Linked DNA regions of Mus musculus: region 2 is linked to region 1. Evidence: chromatin loops called from intact Hi-C (ENCODE). Cell type or tissue: heart. All regions are shown on one strand. Each heading gives the region's core, and the rest is flanking DNA. Links, peaks and the distances in the headings are about the cores only.

Evidence for each region. Peaks named below come from ENCODE experiments on the same cell type or tissue, not always from the same donor. Only the 100,000 strongest peaks of a DNase experiment are listed, where the experiment ranks them.
Region 2: it touches region 1 in a loop (9-fold over the local background); 4 of 42 quality-filtered maps call a loop at or near these places.

The regions. Positions count from the first base shown.
Region 1 is chr8:118,390,416-118,398,756 of GRCm38, forward strand. The region is part of intron 1 of Cdh13 (cadherin 13); the gene reads left to right. Among named protein-coding and RNA genes, the nearest start is that of Gm24035, 32 kb to the right of the region's middle. In heart, for the core only: no CTCF peak of the experiment used is centred there; DNase peaks (open chromatin) are centred at 3,626, 4,006 and 5,026.
Region 2 is chr8:118,848,231-118,856,571 of GRCm38, forward strand. It overlaps Cdh13 (cadherin 13), which reads left to right. Exons shown (of 14, transcript NM_019707.5): 5 at 3,489-3,641. Among named protein-coding and RNA genes, the nearest start is that of Gm31893, 210 kb to the right of the region's middle. In heart, for the core only: no CTCF peak of the experiment used is centred there; DNase peaks (open chromatin) are centred at 2,381, 4,851 and 6,651.

The sequences.
Region 1 (8,341 bases), core at 255-8,254:
TAGGGTGTTTTCTACGGTGCTATTGAGGACTCTCACTGGTGCCTCTCACCAGCATCTGCTCTGTGCACAGGCCTTTGGAATGCCATCTTCACAAATACAGTGACACCTAAGATACGTTAATCAACCTTCATGTAAGCAACCATTCCCAAATCTCTTCTTGCTCCCCAATTCTTTTGGAGTGGGAAGCTGAGAGGTTCCAGTGCAATCTTGTCTTGTTTGATTTCCAGAAAGCAATTTTGCAAGGTAAGGTTGCCAAGTCAGTTAGCAACTGTTGCGTTTCTCATGCTTACAGATGGCCAACTTCTTCCTCCAAACCATGGAAACGTTTGATAATACCACCAGAGTGTATCCACTCACAGGCTTAATTACATTAGTCAGCATTAACTGCTCTTAAAGTAACTGGGGACACAAAAAGGTAATATATATTTATAAAATCATTTATTCACCCACATACATGTACACATGTGTATATATATGCACATGTGTGTCCATATTCTTCCATCATCTGAATATTGAATGTGTTAGAGTTTGCTTTTTTTGTTCCTGTGATGAAACACCATGTTCAAAACCGACTCTGGGAGAAATGAGTTTATTTCATCCTATAAGTTACAGACCAGTGCTGAGGGAGGTCAGGGAAGGAACTCAGGCAGGAGCAGAGGGAGGAGCTATGAAGGAAAGCTGCTTACTGGCTTGCTCCCAGTCTCACCCAGGCCACCTGAGTAAGGATGGTACCACCCACAGTGGGCTGGGCTATCCTACCTCAGTTAACAATTGCGGAAAAGACCCCCCACCGACATGGGCACAGGCCAATATGATGGAAACAATTCCTCAGCTGAGGTTCCCCTTTCTCCTTGTGTCAAGTTGATGCAGAAACTATGACAGGATAGTATTTGGACATGTTCTTTAAAATCTGGGTGATTCTAGAGAGCTTGCAACACTAAAAGTAAAAAAATGTCCCCTCATCATTGGTAGCAAAACAAACAAACAAACAAACAAAACTCAGGAATTCGGGATTCTTCTCAAACCAGCTGCTGAAAATAAGGATCAAACTCCCCTCCAGTTTTCATACTAATAATTAATTGCAAATTTCCACTTGTGAATAAAGTTGCCCTATCAAATAATATTTTATTTAAAGTACTAAGAGAGACTCAATAAAATCAGTTCACTAATCTAAAGAGATGAGTTTACTCAAGAATGCATGCATATCTGACCATCAGTGATCTGTCATCTATGTACCTATTGTCTATCTAGCTCTCTGGTACCAATCTATTATCCATTGATCGTCTAGCTAGTATCTATCAATCATCTATCATCTGTATCTACCATCTATCAATCTATCAATTTATCATCTATCTTTCTATCTGCTCACCCATCCATCATCTGTCTGTCTGTCTATCTATCTATCTAGTCATCTATCCTCATAGATCTATCTATCATCTCTCTATTCTTCTCTCTCTCTCTCTCTCTCCCTCCCTCCCTCCTTCCCTCCCTCTCTCTCCCATCCAGTCAATCCACAGCTTAACTTTGCATACAATCAATAAGATTACTTTTTGTAATTTGGCACTTTTGGTTTTGTTTGTTTTTTTGAGACAGGGTCTCTCTCTATATATCATTGGCTGTCTTAAAACTCACTATGTAGACCATGCTGGCCTCAAACTCACAGAGATCCATCTCTCTTTGCCTCCCAAGTGCTTGAATTAAAGCCTGTAAGGAGTAGCTGTTGTGTTTAGGGCCAGCCTGGCACTTTTATTTTTATATCTCTGATGGTAAAAACTCTGCTGTGAAGACATTAATAATAGATGCTAGGAATATGTTGAATTGCTGCATTCACATAACTATCTTCATCTATCTATCTATCTATCTATCTATCTATCTATCTATCTATCATTCATTCATTATGTATTTATTGACAAGGTCTTATGTATCCCAGGTTAGGCTCAAATTTTCTATGTACATATGGATCACCTTGAACTCCTAATCTGCCTGCTTCAACCTCCCAAGTGGCAAGATTACAGGTGTGTGTCACCATACCCGGTTTTATGCAGATCTGTGGGCAGAGCCCAGGGCTCTGTGCATACTAGATAAGGACTCTTCCACTGAGCTATATCTATAGCCCACCATATAACCTTCCTCTATGCAAAGGACCTTTGCAATCTAATGTAATTGTTTTGGAATTGAAAACCTGCTCCCTCCATACAAGGTGCTTAGCTTGCAGGGGGCTGCTTGAGCAGCCTGAAATACCATGCGTACCGTGAAAGAGTGACCCTCAGATGACAGCTGAGGATGGACTCCGTGGTCTGAGAGCAGCAGCCACACTTACTTGGGAATGGACAGAAAAACATGGTCTCAGACCCCACCCAACACCTCTTGAGTTTGGATTAGAATTTAACAAGTTCCCCGAGAGATCTGTTAGGCAGCAGGGTTAGAGGACTCCCTCCTCAGTTATTTCTGCTTTCTCCATATGCATTACATGGGGGGAAGGAAAGGGATGTGTGTGTGTATATATACAGCGAAGTATTTATTTTTTTGGCAGAGTGGTTTTCAAAGCAGGGTCCCTAGATTAGGAAATCCTGAAAATCTGTCAGAAATGTAAATCCTCTGTATTCTCCCAGCCTCATAGCCCCAGATATGCTGGGAAGCAGGACTGTTTAACAAGTCTCCCTGGTAACACTGTGGGTTAGAGTTTGAGAATCATTGCCTCTGTGCTAAAAGAAAGGGCTTTGTTGTTTAAACAGAAACCTTGGAGGTTTTGAGTCCATTTATAAATTAGTTTCTCTAAGATGTTTTCATATTTTTTGAATAGCTGCATGGTGTGACTATATGAATTATGTCTACTCTGGGGCCTTAGGAATTAGCAGCAAAGTTGGTATCCTAAAAACCATTGTGACTGTCTTTTCAACTTGGATCCCCTCTCTAATAAGCTACAACTGAGAATATTCCATGTGTGTACTGGTGTGTGTGTGTGTGTATGTGTACATGTATTTGTAGGGACAAGTAAATGTGTATGTGTGTGTGTGTGTGTGTGTGTGTTGTATCTGTGTAGGGGTGTGGTATGTGGTGTACATATGTGTGTGTCTGTGGTGACTGTGTGTGTGAGAGAGAAAGTGTGTACATATGTGTGTGTGTATGAAAGAGAGAGAGAGAGATTTGTGTGCTCATAGAGATTAATGTAGAGACCAAAGGTCATTGTATATTGTCCCTCAAGAGCCATCCAACTTTTATTGAGGGGGCAGGGAGGAAGAGAATCTCTCATGATTCCTGAAGATTTGGCTAGGCTGGCTGCCCAACAAGTCTCAGGGATCCCCATGTCTCTGCCTCCCCAGTTTTGGGGTGACAGCCCTGTGGTATATGCTCAGCAGTTTTAAAACACAGATGCTAGGGATTCGAACTCAGGTCTTCATCTTGCACAGCACACACTTTACTATATCATCAGGTCGGCTGACTTTTCAAGTATTTCTCAGTGTAGAAAAGACTAGAGGAAAAAATCTTCTGTGTCCTCCTTAATGCCGTCCCCCACTGCCATCTGACCCAGAAGCTGGACTGTCCTATGTGACTCACTGGCTTTTTTTAATGTCACAGCTATGGACTCTGCCAAAGGCCTGGCTGCTTCTCCACAGAGTGACGTACATCTGCTAAGAAAAGAGACTGGATCCACAGTCTGCAGGAAATGACTCTCATTATTGTAGCCTGTCCATGTTCCAATTCGGAAGAGGCCTTTGCTGAACGAGGCAATGAATTCACTAAGTAGAGCGTGGTTGGCTCCTTTTCTTCTGACTCCCAGGACAAGATGATGGTTCCTGCCCTTAATTGTGTGTGCAATTTGTCAGTGAAAATGGGCTCTGAGTAATAGCTCCATGGTCATGAGTGGAGAGGCAGTTCTGAGAGTTGAACTTTGATTCAATGGGAACAAGAGTCGGGGCTTCTGTGGGTTTTGTTGTTTTGTTTCCCTTGGATTGTGACCTCACAATGAGTCAGCAGTGGGGCACAGCTGCCAAAAGACAAATAAGGGACAGATGAAAGAGACCACTCCAAATAGATTGAACAGTGCACAGGACAGAGGCACACAGGTCCATTGTTGTGTAACAAACCAGGTACCCAGAGAATTTCCAGGAAGTAGAATAACAATAGCCAATTCTGTCTCTAGGCCAACCTGCTGTGACTCCTATGCAGACTTCAGATGTCTTTGTTGAGAACCAATGTCTCTGCTCCTCACGTCCCATGTCAGACCATTCTGCATGGACGATCTAGAGTGTAGCTCCAACCCTGCAGATAGAGCACGTCTTTATTAAACTTAATATATTAGACTATTTTGTATGTAAGCAAAGGCTTGACAAAAATCTCTTCCTTTCCACTCCTTGATCATCATTCCTCCATCCCCTCATTCTGCACTAGTAGACACATACAGGTAGATTCATGGAAGCTTGTGGCTGATAAAACTATAAGAATGAATGTTTGGTAGGTTGATGGATGGGCACATGGGAGTAACGTTGCCAGCTTCCTAATTAGGCATCATGGTAGGTATATCCTTGGATTGAGAATTCTCAACAACCCCTCTCAGCCAACTGTGGAAGTGTTGCGCTCAAAGGCCGTACTTACGTTAACCATCCGAGCCTATGTGAGTTCTGGAAGCTGGAGTTACACAGGGTAAACGGAGAGTAATTCCCTCAAGCATCAGTGTTTGGTGGACAGTGGTAGACATAAATCAGGAAGCAGATGCTAAGGGGATCTCTGGCCAGAAATAAGAATATCTTTCTTGCTAAGTAAACAAGCCAGGTCTTGATTTAAATGACCACGACTTTCCTGGACATCCAGGAAGGATGTCTGTACTTTCATCTGTTTTTGGAAAACCAACCTTACAGATCTTGGCCCAAGGGTGTGTTACTGCCAGACTCCAATTGTATCTTACATTTTTATTGTGTTCTCTTTGTTCCCGGGGGATCTTGCTGGAGTTTCCTCTCACGGACTCTATAGAAGAAGACGGAAGCACTTCCAGTCTGTATGCTATACTCTAATGACCCAGTGGGAAGCTGGAGCTGCTGCCCAGGAATTGCCTGAAAGCTGGACTCATTTCCCCTCTCACTGTTGTCTTAAGAAGGTCTCAGGCAGAGAGGGAAGTCTTTACATGACATACTTTTGCTTTTGTGATAATGAAAAGGAAGAAAAAGAAATCTGGCAGAATGCTCGCAGCCAATGGGTGTGTGGGACAGAGCAGCGTGAACGATTCTCTCCTAAGTCTACCTGGACCTTGTTAACAGCTCGAATCAAGAGCTTGGTTTATGCTTCCTCTTCTTCCCCAAAGCAGAGGCAAAGACTCTCAAGTCCACATTTGGGTTACGGCTGAGCACATGCATTTTGTAAATATTTAGCGAGCGCTTTTAATGCTGTGGCCGGTCACTTAAAACAACTGCCTTTGAATGTTTTTTTTTTTTTTTTTCATTTAAACATAGAAGCAGCAGGCTCTAGTGGGGATGGAGAATAACAAGTAGCAGAACCATGGGAGCAGTTCTCTCTTCAGTCCGATCCCTGCCACTCTCACCCTCTTTCTACACTTCCTTCTCCCTTTCTGACACCTGCATTCTTTAGTGCATGCTGTCACATGCAAAGCCCTGTGGCGTGTGTCAACTGCCACAATGCCAGATAACCCATGTCAGGTTTACAGTCAAGAGTATCGCCATAGATCTGGTCCACTAAAGATCGTATGATGCTCTGTGCTCACAAGACACATCTGTATTTATAGCATTTGTGTTTGGCGGTCATGGACTTGATATCCCCAATTGTTTTAAAGAGTGTTCTACCCGTGAAGTTTAGTGGACCAGTGATGTATGAGCTGGAGTCTGTAGCTTCATATCCCGGGCAGACCTGCTTTCCCAGGGCAGGGTCTTATAGCCAACTGCTCCCTCATTCAACCCATTATCTCAGTTCCTTCCTCCAGCATGGACCAGAGCTATGAGACTTGGACAAGTTAAGTCAGGTATGGGTTTAGCCCAGGCAGAACCACAAGGGAGAGTTCCCGGTGCCTAAGAGGGTCTATATTTACCTTTTTGGGTTTTCATGTAGTAAATAAAAGCACTACATTAAGCTGAGAAAGGGGAGATGCCAAAACACTCTGCCTGCTTTTAGAATAAGGAACCCCACATTTCCACCTTACATCCATCCCTGCAAATTGTGTGGTTCACTCTGCCCAGAGCTTTTAGTGTCTAACGGTATACAGGACTGCTGGGAAGAGGAGAAATCTGAGCCCACCCACAGGTGAGTTTAGGAAAACACTCTCAGGTCAAAATGCACAGAAAGCAGTGGGTCCAGCCCGCACCGCTCAGCTGGGGAGCTGATTGGTCACATCTATCTCCAAGCAACACCGTGGCTAAAGCACCATGAAATAATGCCTATGTCTCTGAATGGTTCTATGAAAAGCTCCACAACCAAATTGGGGAAAACAAGATGATAACTAAAATGAACAGAATATCCCCCAGAGCCGCAGCCTGGGACGCAAGTGTTATTTACTGTATCAACTAACAAGGCAGGCTGGTGACACTCAACACACACTGGATTCTCTAGTAGATTCTCTTTCTCATTATGTAAATGGGATGGCCCGAGGTGTGAGTGTGATGAAGAGAATAATAACTGCAGATGTAGTAGAGTTAATCACTGATTTCTTGGGACTGTCAATGCCTGGGCAGAGACCTTGGCAATGAAGGATAGAAAGCCCGATGCAGAAGGGAAGTTTTCCCTCCTCCTCTTTGTTGTGGTGCCTTGTGCCTTGCGTCCCCCTCCCTCTCTCCCTTTCCTACCTACCATGCTCTAAGTGTCTAGAACATTCTCCCGTACCACCCCATGGGTCCTAAATGGCTTCTTCTGGTGCCTGGTTTTAATAGACACCTGGAGATTTTCTGAATGTCTGTTGCAACACTAAGATTTATTTTAATTTGAATTATGTGCATGCATGCTTGTGTGTTTGTGTGCATGTGTCTGTACACCCTGGAGGTAGAGTTACATTGTTTGTAAACTGCTAGATGTGAGAGTTGGGACCCAAACACAAGTCTTCAAAAGGGACATGATGCAGTCTAAATATTTGTAATTTTTATGAATGTATGTGTGTGTGCCTATTTGGATTTATGTGCACCACATGCGTATCTGTATCTGGGAGAGGGCACAGGGCATTACATCTCCTGGAGCTGGAGAAACAGGTGAGTTGTGTGCTTCCTGCTGTGGGTGCTGGGAACGGATCCCTGATCCTCTGCAAGAGCAGCAAGTGTTAATTATCTTGCCAGCCCCTGTCTGCTAATATGACTCCAAACAGCTGCAAGTTCTGACTTTAATACTTGTGCCTTTTCCAACTCTTGGTCAGCCAAATTGCCAACACTTCCTGAAGCAAACTTAAACAAACAAACAAAAACAAATTAAAAAAAAAAAAACCAGGACTCATTGTTGGCAGAGCAACAAATCGGCTGGTCCTTGCAGAAAGCATCAACCAGAGGCATGCTATGGAGTACCAGGGAATCAAGCCCTCTCTTAACTGAAACCTTCAAGCATTGGTTTGTAGTCTTTGCCTATTTCTATAGAGGGAATATCCACACAAGGTGGATGGGAAGCTGCAAACCATGCATTGCTGGAGGCAGACAGATGGGGGGAGTTCTGTAGTTGTGTGGCTAGGTTGTAGTTTAGTGCTTGCCTGGCAGGCACGAGGGCTTGGGGTTAGCTCGCCCAGATTTCCACCGCCAAGAACAAGCTGTGCGGTTGCACACCACTCCTGTATTTCTGCCATATGGATCTAAAATCTACAAATCATGTCATGGGCACAAAGAGAAACTATAGAAATATAATTAGAGAGTGATATATTTTGGGTATTTGCTACTTTGAGGTTATTTAATTATTAGTGCCAATAATTTCATTTTTTAAATTAGTGTTTAAAATTGGCTCATTAAATCCTCGAAGCTGTAATAATATCCCACAGGAACAGGACATACGGGCCTCACAGATCTCGCTTCCCTGCTCCTGAGGCTTAGATGTAGAGAAACCATGGATAGGTTACGAAATAACTGGCTGAAAGGAAGGGGCTGGCACCTCATGCAGTCTCCTCAATAGCTCGCCTGTTTTAGCCTAATTCAAAGTGAATATCAAACTCTGCCTCAAAACAATATACCAAATCTTTCATCTTCAGTCAACATCCCAAATCTTTACCCCCGATGCTCAAAACATCCCTTCTTTGATTCTTCCTTGCAAGTGAGGGACTTTGGTTCCATGTTGATCATCATTTATCCTCCCAGTCATAGGAGCTCCCACACTAAGGAGTTGATGCAACTCTCTCGCCAGCTGCAGACCTCTGTGTATGACTACCTCATGT
Region 2 (8,341 bases), core at 311-8,310, 460 kb after region 1:
CTCTCTGGAAACTCTGCCTCCATAAGGCCAAGTGGTTCAAGCTCTCTGAGAGAGAAGGAGGTATTGGCCCTGACCTTGTCGGTACAAGGAAAAGTCTCCCCCGGGAGAGTTTCCAAGTCTAGAGTTCAGCCTGCTGTAGAGATGTCAGCCCCCGGGAGATACATTGAGCTTGGCTTCTTCCCGAAGGTTCTGGGTCCCCATCCTCTCTGAACAAAGAAGGATGGGGAAGAGAACAGAGAGCAGAGAAGGCGCTTCCTGGTGGGTGCTCGCCTCACCCCAGCCCACTGAGCCCCACCCCAGGCCCATGGAAACAGGGCCCCACCTCAAAGGGTCACCTCCGCAGCTGTCGAGGGACACAGACGCGGTGTTTATTGGCTCAGACTGTCTTCCAGGTTAAGGGAACCTGTCTCAAGTGTGCGAGGGGCAGGAAGGGGACATCTGAATACACATCGGAGGGCAAGTGATAGAAATAGGGGTCACCCAAGGGTCCCAGCTGTCCCCGTCTACTGTGCTAGGACCGTCACTTCCAGGACCAGAGAAGTCTGTGAATTTACTTCTTGAAAACGCCAGTCTATTCCCTTAGAAATGGATTTAATTTTATTATCTGGCTAAGAAGCCTTTTATGCCTGGAGGGATCCGTCTCACCCATGAGCAACAGCGTGATTTTATTGCAATTATTGCTATTGGAATTACAGTGGTTAGCCCTGATTTATCAGCGCCCAGTCTGTGTGTTTCATTTACGCTTTAGTTTGGGGGTTTTGTACTGAGGACTGAACCTAAGGCCTCAAGCATGTTAGGCAAGGACTCTGTATACCCCTAGCCCTCTTTTTTATTAATTTTTAAAATTGATTCTTTGTGAATTTCCCATCATGCACCATTCTCCTCCCTTCATATCTACCCTCTGCCCTTGGAACCTCCCCACTAAAGGAAAACTAAAAATATATTAAAATTTAATATACTTATATTTATATATTTGTTTTTATTATTTTTATTTGCATTTAATATATTTAATAATAAATCTTATGTAAATATAATACATAAATGTTATATATTAAATATTTTATTTAATATTTCATATATATATGGTTGTTTTAAATATATATCCGTGGAGGTTGTGGTATGTCACACAGTAGACCCTTTGCCCAAACAGCTTCTACTTGCAAATGTTAATTGCGTGAATCATTGACCTGGTTTTGAGGCCTGTGGCTTCTGCTACACTATCAATACTGGATCCTCACCGTGATTCCCCTAGGATATTCTGCTGTTGCCCGATATCATGGAGATCCTGCAGCTTTGGATCTGCAGGACTGGTCCCTTCACATGTACCAGCAATTCATAGATGGGATGGTTGTTGGGGTAGGCCAGCTCAAAGCCCTAGATCTGTGATGGGGTAGAGGCTGGGTTTGCTCAGCTTGCCAGCTCTCCTGGACCCGTACCACCAGGGCCAGCTCTCCTGGACCTGTGCCACCAGAGCCAGTTCTCCTGGACCCGTGCCACCAGGACCAGCTCTCCTGGACCTGTGCCACCAGGGCCAGCTCTCCAGCATTGCCCAGGCAATGAGCAGGGCCAGCTATTTCTCCCTTACAACCTCCAGGCCTGCTCACCCGAGCCCCTAAGCCTCCTTTTAAAGTTATATTTTGTGATAGGGTCTTACCAAGGTGCTCAAGCTGGCTCTAAATCACTCTGGAACATTCAAGCTTTGAACTGGCTCAGACCCTGTGTGGCTATGAGTATAGACCCGGCCACCACGCCCAGCTATACTGTCTCTTTAAATCCTCAGCCTCCCTCCCCACTCCCTACCCCCCAGAACTAAATAGTGATTGTCCCCACTTTGCACCTGATGAAATTGGGAGCAGAGGCAAAACCCTGTGTTTGAAGATAGGATTGTAACGTGTTTGCATGAAGACAGGCATGTGTTTGCTCAACTGGACAATATGGTGGACCCTGGCCTCAACCAGAAGGCCAAGAAGCCATGGGGTCTTTGACCTTCTGAGGCCTCTAAGCAGGGGATGGGGGCTCAGGAAAGGACCTGAGATGAGTTAACTCCAGTGAAATCACAATTAAAATGTCTTTTTATCAAAAAGTATCATACATCTTGTTATTGATCCTATTTTCCATTAATCTTAAAAATTCAAACAGAGATAATTGGTGTTTAATTAAAGCCTTAAGTATATTTCATTAGAGAACATTTTTTTAAATCATAAAAATGAAAACGCAAGAAAACCTTCCTGTCTTGTGGAATTGTTTTGATGTACCTCAACCAGTCCTCCCACATCACCCACCAAGATGCTCCCACCAAGATGCTCATCCTAGCTTAGACACCACTGCCACCTGGTGCCTGCATGCAGAATTGCAGGCTTGGTTCTTGCAGGGCCCCTGGAGGGTGCTGATTTACATAGACACCTGCTCATGGTTGAAGTAGTTACAGCTGCCTGCACATCCGCAGCCTTCTATCTGTGCCTCCCGCGTTCATGGCCTTTAAGCTGCGTTTGTTATAACCAGATTAACAATGGTAACTCTGATAGATAGCACATGAGATACGGGTGAATATGATACAGCTTGTGCAAGCATCAGTCCCCCTCTTTAACTGAGCAGTTCCACACGCCAAATTTTGACCTCCATATTTTAACCCTTACCTTCCCGAAACTCTCCTCTGCTCAGAGTGTGCTCAAGACTCCCCATTTCTGGAATTTTCTAGGTGTTCCCCCACCTGTCTGCGGCTTCTGACTTGACTGTCCCTTGTGCTCACAAGAACCTCCCTCTACCTCTAGTTTCTGAACTTAGCCTTCGGATATCAGACCAAGGTCAATGGTCACAAAGAGCAGTGTTGCACAGTGGTGTCAGGAGATACGGACAACGTGGTTTAGAATCTCACTTTCATCTGTTTAAGAGCAGGGACCACAGCCACCTTGCAGACCACTGTGGTTCCATCCATTATATAAACAAACTCAGGATGATTAAAAAAAAAAAAGTCCCATTCCAAGCACCATTTAAAAGTATAAAGAGGTTCATGAGAGTCGCTCAGCAGAGCCTGGCACCCAGGGGAGCCATGAGGCGTGTGGTCACTAGCACTAGCAACAAAGTATAAACCTTGCTCAGTGCCTGCCCAGTGTGTGGCAGATAAACAACTCCTACACTTACCCTTGCTTGCAGAGAAAACCAAATCTCCTTCCTCCATTAGAAACAATGCAAGTTTCCTCATCACCCGCCCGCCTTGCTCCATTACCCAGGGCTTCCACTATTGCTAAGCTTCCTCAGCTGTAAGTTGTAACCATTTGCATGAACCAAGCTAAGCGATGATGATGCTATTTTGGGCAAGGTTGCTTTTGGCTAATCTTGGTTGATCAGGCAGCTTTGCGCTGGCACCTGACACTAGTGGTTTGGTCCCCAAGGGATGTGTGTGTGTGTGTGTATGTGTGGGGTGTCTATGGCGGGCTCTCTCCATGCCTTTCAGACCGTCTTAAATGTCACTCTGTCTCTCTGAACAGGTAGTCGATAGCGACAGACCCGAAGGGTCCAAGTTCCGGCTCACCGGGAAGGGAGTGGATCAAGACCCTAAAGGAACTTTCAGAATCAATGAGAACACAGGCAGTGTCTCCGTGACACGGACCCTGGACAGAGAAACGATCGCTACTTATCAAGTGAGTCCTGGGTGCCTGCTCACCCTGCGCATAGAGATATGGATTTCAGAGTGATTTCTTCCCACCGAGCCAATTATTTCTGTGCCTCATCAAACCCGAGAAAGTGTGGCTCCAGGTGCTTCTGGGAGAACAAAAGTGGAGCCTAACAGTGAGGGGCCCCCTAGCTCATCAGCAGAGCCACCGGGCCTGTGTCACTCTTTGGGTTCCAGAGACCAATGAGACAGATACCAGAGGCACCTCGGAGGAGGTCAAAACCCTGAGGCCAAGCCTGGCTTTCAGAGGCCTGTGTTCCGAGTCACCGTGATAAGTACAAACCCTCAGACAAGATAATCCTGCTTTTAGACATTTATCCTGATGAAATCTGGAAGAGTTAGTGCAGTTTTGTACAATGTGGGCCTTGGCCCTGAGGGTGGAGCATTGCTAAATAGTGAACTGCAGGAGGGGTGCTGGCATCAGGGTGTCAAGGAAGGCAGCTTCCTGCAGCATTTAAGATGCAGCAGACTGGAGTGGGAACTCAGTGGTCGAGAGCACTTGGTGCTCTTCCAAGGACTGACTTTGGTTGCCAAAACCCATATTGAGCAGCTCACACCCACCCATAAGTCCAACTCAAGGGGAGTCAGTGCCCTCTCTTGACCTCCACAGGCACTGTCTGCACACACACACACACACACACACACACACACACAGAGAGAGAGAGAGAGAGAGAGAGAGAGAGAGAGAAAGAACACAAATCTATAAAATAACTATGAAGAAATCTTGTGTGGAAACAGAGTAGTTACATGGGAATATTCAAGACAAGATACAAGAGACAGAAGACAAACACATATGGTGTCCTTGTTCTGAAGTGTTTGCATGCATTAGGACAGGTGTGCCTTCAGAGCCATGGTAAAAGAAAAAAAAATCAAGGAAATGTATAAAATTAAATACCCAGATGTGATTGAAAAAGTAAATACAGAAAAAGCCATGGATGCTGGGAATGCGAGTCTCCTTGGGAACTGCGGTATTCATGCCATCGCTATGGTTGCTCGTCGCAGGTACACAAACCACAAACCCTCTGTGAATGCACTCTGTGCCGGGGACTTGTTTTAAGCATGTAATTTGTTTCCTGTAATTCGATTCTGGGAACAGCTGATAAGTAAATTATATTACCGCCTTATTTCCTAATGAGGAAAAAGCATTTGACTTGTGAGCACGGACCGCTTGTCCGTTGCCAGCTGGGATTTCCATCTTGGCGGGCTGCTCCCCAAGTTTGTGCTATTCTGTTGGTGTCACATGCAAATGGTTCCATCGATTAAAATTATGTTAAAAAAAAAAGGAAGAGGAAGGAGGAAATTCAGAGTTGCTGGTTGTGTTTGAGGCTGTGGGCTCTGCATGTGGCTCTCTTGCCCTTTTTCTATGTGAATTTCAGTAAAGTCAGTAAAGTTCAGTAAAGTCAGACCATGGTCATGAGAGGCATCTGCTGTTGGCCACATGTTGTGTTGTGGGGTCCTTGTCTGCTAGCAGGTTCCATGTCCCAAAGCATTGTGGGTCTTGGTTCCAGGAAGATGGATACACCTCTGAGTTCTTTTAAGGGCTTTCGGAACCTTTTATGAACAGGAGAAAGTACCGATCAGTGTGTACCAAAGGTGAGCTGTTTGCACCAAGGGGAAGGCTGACTGTTGGAAAATTTTGATGCTAGACCCACAGGCTGTGACAATAACCAGGGAGGACTTGGCCTGTGTCTGTGAAAGGCCCCACCTTCTCTCCCCAAACCTGTCATGGGATATATGTGAGGTTGCAAAACCAAGGAACCGAGGTGGGGGTCTGGTGAGTTTAATCGTTTCTAAGCTCAGTGGCTAAGAGTTCAGGGATCAGAAGAAGACAAACTAAAAAATAGCAACCCTGTCACACACATCTCAGCAGCCATGTTTCTCCCTGAGCCGTGCGAGCCAGGGCAACCCTCTCTCATCTTGCTGTTATTTCTTCCACAAGGTACAGAGAATAGGAGGCGCCTCTCCATACAAGGTAAAACGGGGTTCTTTCTGTGAACACCTGGCACAATGCCCAGCATGTAGCAGACCCTCCTGAATCAGGGCCTCTCTCAAGCCGCATCGTTTTCCTGAAAGTTTTTAAGTTCTACCGTCTCCTAACATGTTTGACCTGGTGTCATACATCTGACAAACACAACGATGTCTAATGTAAACAAGAGCTGTGGTCGCACTGTCCTTCCGTGAAGTATCAAAGGGATTTGGGGGATAAGCAGGAGATATTAAATGAAGAGAATGAGGTCTACCAGGGAGTGCCTGTACCCTGGAAACTCAGGTTATGAGACCTGGGGAATGAGAGTCAGTGAGTTGTCTTTCAAGGTGCTGCCTGCACACATTAATGAGTAGGAAGTACCACGTTGATGTTTGTGGGATCCAGGATTAGTTTATAGGGTGTCATTCTGCTAGAAGCCTATGATATCCAGGTGAAGACTCTGGGTGCCACACACTCAGCCCACTTCAGTATGGGCTTCTACCTCAGGTGGCAGTGATCTTTATCTCCAGGTACAGTGACGAAGTCCGAGGAGGTGGGAGACTTTTGGGGACAGTCACAGCAGCCTTCAGGGCTCAGGTTATCAGGCAGAATTAGGTCACCCATGACCAGTGGTTTAATCGTTTCAGAAACTCCAGCTGAAGGCTTCTCCCAGAACTTCTGGGTTATATTGTAGCCATGTGGTGTGTTGTAGGGTCTCCAGCCATATGCAGGTCCCGTGCCGCCGAGCATCATGGGGTGTGGTCCCAGGAGGACAAGGATGGATGAATGGCAAAGTTGTTCCCTTTCATTCTAAGAAAGGGGTCTTTGCTCCGCACCGCCATGGCAGCCTGGGTTCTCCTGCTTTGTCTCCCAATGTCTCAGCCCTTCCCTTCCGTTTCCTTGTCTCCCGGAGGAGGAGCAGGTGACTCCTGTCAGGCTATCCTTAGACACAAGGATGGTGTATATCCTGTCCGTTTCAAACTCTCTTGGGAAATGACTTCCTGTCTGGAAGATGGGGGCCAGGTTCATTCTGGTTGTAACAGTCATCGTGCCTGGGAACAGAGTGGCTTCTAAGCACACATCCTAAGTCTCAACATCCCCTGGGCTTTCGCTTCTATTCTCCCAAGCTTCAAAAGCAGAGAGAGTATGTAGGTGTGTGTGTTGACATCATAATTGCGCTAATATAGCTGTTGTTTGTTTTGGAGTCAAATAACACTGTTCATGTGCAAAAGCACGGGTCTGGGAGCCAACAGTTCCCCCAGATCCAACCAGAAGGCACTGATGGAAGTCAAGGGGGCCGGTGAATAAGACATTACTGGAGATACAGCCATCCCTGACCCTAAATGAATACCAGTATTAAAAGCTACCACTTTTAAACACTGCACTGCAGATAGCTTGGAACCCCTCCCTGTGCACAATCTTATCTGTCTCACACAAGAGGCAGAAGAAGCAGAGTTGCCAAGGACAAGGAGCAGAGCAGCCCCCCTGTCATCCTAGGTACCCAGGAGGCTGAGGCAGAAAGGATCACAGGTGGAAGGCCAGTTAGAGTCACGGAGTGAATCTAAAACCAGTCTGGACAATCCAATGAGATCCTGTCTCAAATAACAACTTAGAAAGAAGGCAGGAGATACAGTTCAGTGGTAGAGGCGCCTGCCTAGCATGTGTGGACACTGTTCAGTTGGAAAGAAGGAAGGTGAGGAGGAAGGAGGGAGGGAGGGAGGGAGGGAGGGAGGGAGGGAGGGAGGGAGGGAGGGAGGGAGGGAGGGAAGAAGGGAGAGAGAGGAGGGAGGGAGGGAGGAAGGAAGGGAGAGAGGGGAGGGAGGGAGAGAGAAAGGAGGGAGGGAGGAGGGAAAAAAGAGAAGGGAGGAAGGAAGAGAGAAGGAAACAGTGTTGCCAACTTCCTCAAGGACTCAGTGTGTATTAGATTCAGGATCCATCCCAGTTTCCCAACGGTTCCAAAGCCTTGCTTCTAAGTCCCCTCTTCCCACTTTTATCCCCAACTAGACATCAACACGGGACCCAGGTTCCTTAGCCTCTTTCCTAGGACCTATCTGAATGGGGCTGAGAGAGGGTCTGACCGACTGTGGGATCAATGACTCTTAAGTTCCATCCCGTTCTGCGACTGACTGGCACCCTACACAGTCCCCGGCCCCAGTGCCCAGAAGGGCTTCCTGTGGTTCTGACCTGAAGTGGCACCTGGCAAGATCATTTAGCTCTTGCAGTCTTGGGAGCTGACATATTAATGTAAAGCCTCCTGAAATATCACTCATTATTATGCGTTTTGCCAGTGTTTGAGTGATTTGTGAACTCCTCATTGGAATAAAGTACTGTAAATGATTCATGAATGACCAAGTTTATGAAATTCTATAAAAATATTAGCGGGTGGTAATGATTCTCTCTCACTGTGAATGGAATCTGCTGGCTGCTAATTTGTCAATATGGGAGGACAGGAATGGAGTGGGAGACAGTGTCAGTTAGGCAAGTGAGGGTCTTGGTGGGAGGCTTGGAGTGGTCTCCATGGGGGGTATGAGCCAAGACAGGAAGCACAGCAGATAGATGGGAAAGGCACATGTCACCCTTGACCAGGTCTGCATAGTAGGAGTTGGACAGCTGACTGGGTGAGAGGAGAGGGGAGTGTTTGGAAAGAAAATGGGAACTGACTTTCCTGTGTACCTACTGTGTTCTAGACTGCCTACTAGGAT